Regions from separate parts of the Homo sapiens genome. Here region 2 is linked to region 1. A link is a loop called in an ENCODE intact Hi-C map of the cell type or tissue named here. Cell type or tissue: right lobe of liver. All regions are shown on one strand.

The links. Hi-C counts contacts between places; a loop is a spot of excess contacts. Peaks named below come from ENCODE experiments on the same cell type or tissue, not always from the same donor. Only the 100,000 strongest peaks of a DNase experiment are listed, where the experiment ranks them.
Region 2: a loop joins it to region 1, with 4 times the contacts of the local background. A loop is called at or near these places in 34 of 110 quality-filtered maps.

The regions. Positions count from the first base shown.
Region 1 is chrX:110,448,767-110,451,266 of GRCh38, forward strand. It overlaps RTL9 (retrotransposon Gag like 9), which reads left to right. Exons shown (of 4, transcript NM_001385449.1): 3 at 1,801-2,500. The coding sequence starts at 1,852. Among named protein-coding and RNA genes, the nearest start is that of CRIPTO3, 71 kb to the right of the region's middle. In right lobe of liver, a CTCF peak has its summit at 1,483 (motif pointing right); DNase peaks (open chromatin) are centred at 775 and 1,505; H3K27ac peaks cover 682 bases; H3K27me3 peaks cover 245 bases.
Region 2 is chrX:110,664,943-110,667,442 of GRCh38, forward strand. No RefSeq gene overlaps it. Among named protein-coding and RNA genes, the nearest start is that of CHRDL1, 130 kb to the right of the region's middle. In right lobe of liver, a CTCF peak has its summit at 941 (motif pointing left); a DNase peak (open chromatin) is centred at 929.

The DNA of each region.
Region 1 (2,500 bases):
TTTAATGAACTGGCTGGGCACGAGGTATAAGTTAATTGGCCAGAGTGAAAGAGCTAGGGGCGCAAAGGATACTCTCTCCCTCTTCTCCGTCACTGGCAAGGTAAGATCTTTCTGGGTTTTGCCTGGTGGGAAACTGTGGCATGTTCAGATATTTTTCTGAAGATGGGAGGTGGAGGTCTATGGCTGCTTTTTTGACTCATCTTTCCCATTGCACCAATTATTACAATTATTACAATAACCAGGGTGTCAGCAGGAGGCCAGCATTTCTTTTATGACAACCCATCTTGGGGTTGTCCAGGCTGGAGACAGAGGCAGGGGTCTCGGTAGTGTGACTGAGTAAGGGGGAGAGGTGGATCTTTATAGCACCTTGGTGAAGAGTAGGGGGCTCTGGAACTGGATGGACCCAGGAATCTATGTGACTGCAGGCAAACTATTAAGCTTCTCTGGGTCTGAATTTTCTCATTTGTAAGATAAAGGAAGAGTACAACCGAAATCTCTTAGTGTTGCTATGGGAACCACATGAGATGATACATGTAAAGTGCCTAGCAGAGTGTTTGCCAGTCAGTGCATGCTAAAGAAATGTTCACTGTTAGCGTTTCTGTTGCAGGTTTTCTCATTATTATGGAATCACAATTCCATGAGGTTGATGACTTTTGTGACATTGTCCCAAAGTAGCAAGTTTTCTGCTTTTGGCATGGGCAGGCTGTGGGGACATGTCAACATTGTGTAATATTTGCATTGGCTTCCAAGCCGTGTGTCCAAAAGCCCCTTCTGGGCTGCTTATTGGAGCAGGCTGGAGGGGTGAGGCTCTGGATTGCCCACCCCCATGGCATCAGAGAAACTTGAAACTTGGACATGCCAGACACTGGGCTTTAAGTGACCCATGATCTGGGATGTCAGAGAAATAATTGAATGCAAGCTCAGGGATGCCAAACACTAGGCAACCCCCAGGAGGGGGTCAGAGTCAATGCTATACAGTTTGTTACTGTTGCAGTGACCCTATTTTAGCCTTGACCCTGGCTAATCTGAGAAAGCTTGTAAAATGGGGATAATAATATCTATTGCCCAGGAGATTGTAAGACCCAAATGGGATAATGCTTACAAAGGCCCTCACGTTATAGGAAGTTGTGACAGTTGTCTAAAGTACAGTGCCTGGCACATACTACGTGAAGCAATAAATAAATAGTAGTAATGGGGTGGTGGTTGCTGTTATTAATAAGAATAATGAAAATAATAAGCAGAATTTTCAGTTCATGGAATGTTGCTCTCAGTCATTGATTAGATAAATGTCTCCCTTTTCCTGAGAACATTCAGGGCCATCAGAGTAGTAAAATGAGGATTAAACCACTGGCAGAATTCAATGAGCCCCAGGAACTAATAATTATCCTGGGGCAAAGGACTTTCCCATTCAGGCTTGCCAGTACCTTGGCTGGCTTGTGAGTACTGCCGTGGGATAGAATACAGGCCAGGAATCCGCATTTCTCACATTTGGCCAGAAGGTGGTGCTGCTGCTTTATTTGAGTCAGGACTGCCCAGGCTCCTGGCTGCGGAGGCTGCTGGCGTTTATAGCATTTACAAACTGAGAGGCTGGGTTGGTTTGAAAAGGATAGAGGCAGAAGGGACATTTGCTCCAGCTCCAAAGTTGTTCATTGCTTCACAGCTTCTTTAATCTGATAGCCTCACCTTCAATGCCATATACCTGACAACGCATAAAAACAGGTCTCCACCATGAACAATTTGTCTGTTTCCAAATCTTCTTGATACTGGCTTTTGACCTCTAAACTTGTTTCTTGTTTACAGATTTTCTTGCCTCCTGGGCTCCCTCCACACTATCCTGTGGCTGTGGCAGATATGTCAATACCCTTACATTCACTGCGATTCAACAATACAATGAGGGAGGAAAATGTTGAGCCCCAAAACAAGCAGATGGCCTTCTGTAGACCAATGACAGAGACCAGAGCAGACGTACAGATTCTGCATTCTCATGTACAGTTGCCTATAGTCTCAACTTCAGCCTCAGACCCTGGAGGGACATCCACACAGTTGATGACATCTCCAGTCTTTGACACCATGTCTGCACCTCTAATGGGAGTACCAAACTCTGGAGCATTGTCCCCACCCCTAATGCCAGCCTCAGACTCTGGGGCACTTTCCCCATTGCTAATGCCAGCCTCAGACTCTGGGGCACTGTCCCCATTGCTAATGCCAGCCTTAGATTCTGGAACATTGTCCCCATTGCTGTCCACTTCAGAGTATGGGGTAATGTCCCCAGGGATGATGACAATTCCTGATTTTGGAACGATGTCCGCAACGCTAATGGTAGCACCAGATTCTGCAGAGATATCACCATTGGCAATGCCAGCTCCATCCTCTGGAGTGGTGTGTACACCTATAATGAGCACTTCATCCTCTGAGGCAATGTCCACACCATTAATGCTAGCCCCAGATTCTGGAGAGTTATCCCCAATTCTAATGCAAGATATGAATCCTGGAGTGATGT
Region 2 (2,500 bases), 220 kb after region 1:
AGATGGGAGCTAAAAGGTAGGAGGGGACAGCAAAATATGTGGCCAAGACCAAATTTGTCTACTTCTTAGTTTGTTGGGAGGACAAGGAGATAGTCATATCTACCCCAAAACTTTAGCAGACTACAATCTTGAAAAGACGTTTAGAATTCCTTTACTTTTGAGGTCCTCCCTTCCTTTTGCTCTGTCCCAGAACCTCCTTCGCCTATACTTGCTGACAAACTTTCCCCTCTCATCCAACACAGAGTCCCATTTTGTATCCAAAGCCATTCAATCAGCTCGAATTGTCTGTGTTTTTCTGGAGGGGTTCCCTCTCCAAACTTGCCAGAATGTCTCAATATTCTTGGAGCTTGTCCTCAGTTTCCGAAACTTCAGGGCATCCCATAGGCCACAGTTTTGACTTCAAATGCAAACTGACCTTTTCCTTTCACCCAAACACCCTCCTCCTTACCCACTGCATTGCATCAGAGCATTCTCAAGCCTGTTGTCTTGCTCCAGACATCCCCTTGTCTGTGGCTTGGGGTTAATATCTGGTCCTTTCCAATCCTACCCCATGTGATTATGCCTTTGTTTCAGATCCAGGAGAGTAATCATACTCAGACTAGGTCTCCACTAACCAAAGCAAAAGGGACATTTGAGAAAACAATCAGTTAGTCCTTGCAGAAGGGGTTTTTGGTTGCCTGACAACCAGATAGTTGCCTAAATTCTCCCCTCTGCCTGACATGAGTTCAGGGCCATAAGTGGCTACTTTCCCCTGCACAAACACGGCAAGTGTACAATAATGACTTCAGCTGTTTGAGAAGAGGCCATATCCCAAGAGGTACTCCAGAGAGCTGATTTTCTTAGAATTGCAGAGCAAAGGGCTCCGGAAAACTGGGCTGAATACTACTAGTGTTTGCCTTTCTCCAACTTCTGTGTGACTGCCATCTAGTGGCATGCAGGGTGGTGGTGGGGGGTGGTGGAGAGTGCTCCAACAGGGTTCAGTCAATAAGCAGGTGCATTGTTTATGAATAATTTAAAAACAATATTAAAACTGACTAAAGTTGGTCAGACTTTTATTATAACCACATGCTGGCAATTCTAAACAGTCATTGATAAAATACTTCTCACTTTGGTATACCACTGCCCCCACCCCAGCACCTAAGTGATTCCCTCATCTCCCCTTGGAGAGCCATATTTAAGCCTGACTTTTCAGGTAATACTTCAGATTTATATCCCTTCCCTCTATCAAAATGTTCCTGTCTTGTGCTCTAACCCCCTAAGGCTGTGCTTTTTATTTTCCTTGGTGGAATTTATTTATAGGGAAATATTTATAGGGGTTACCAGCTGTCTCTACCAGGGGCACCTATGTTATAACAGAAGTTACCTGAAGAATCAACGCTTTAGTCCAATGGTGTTCTAACTCTTTTAAGGCAGTGAAACACTGTTTTCAAACAAAATATGGTATGGAACCCCATCTCCTAACTCTTCTTTAAGTCTCACCTTCAGTGTCATTTCCTCTGGAAGGTCTTCCTTGTCTCTCCATGATGAGGACAAGTCCCCATGACTTAGTCACAGCACCTTGGACTCGCCCTTTCATACTACCCATCACACGTGTTATAACTTGTCTAGTGTCTGTATTCCTTAGTAGACTGTAACCTCCATGTGGGCAGATACTGCATCTATCTTGTTCACCATTGGAACCCCAGAAGCAAGTGTTGTGCTTGGCCCACTGTATGTGGTCCGTAAATAGCTGATGAATGAATGAAAGCCCTTCTGTTATTATAGCCTATGAGTAAATGAACATTGGAAATAACCATGTCACGTGTTATATTGTGGGTTTTTATTGAAATTATGGTCAAAAACAACCCCAAGATCATTTTTTTTTTTTGGAAAAAAAGTGTGGTTAACCAGTTTTCCCACCTTGTAGTCATGTGAGTAAAACTAAATGCAACAGCCACAACTCCCAATTTCTAGTGTGTAGATTTTTCCTCCTCTCTTTGGCACTAAAGTCAGGTTCTTCTTCTTACTAAGTTTTGGCTGAAGCTCTGCAGGGACAGTCTCCTCTTCTGTTTTATACCAGGACCCCCCAAAAGGCTTCTCCTAGTTGGCCATCTCAGGTTGGCACTTCCTTCAAAGACGTGCTTAAGTTCCACTGTCTGATTGAAGTTAACCCAGCCTGAGACTGCTTTCCTTTTTCTTTTAACTACTAGAGATCATGAACAAAGTGTTCACCTAGTTTTTTAAATTTATTTTTATTTATTATTATTTTTTTAGAGACAGCGTCTTGTTCCGTCCTTCAGGCTGGAGTGCAGTGGGCATGATCACTGCAGCCTTGAACTTCTGGGCTCAAGTGATCCTCCTGCCTCAGCCTCCAAGTAGCTGGGACTACAGACATGTGCCACCATACACAGCTAATTTATTTTTAACTTTTTTAGAGATGGGGTTTTGCTATGTTGCCCAGGCTGGTCTCTAAGTGATTTTCCTGCCTTGGCCTCCCAAATTGCTGGGATTACAAGCATAA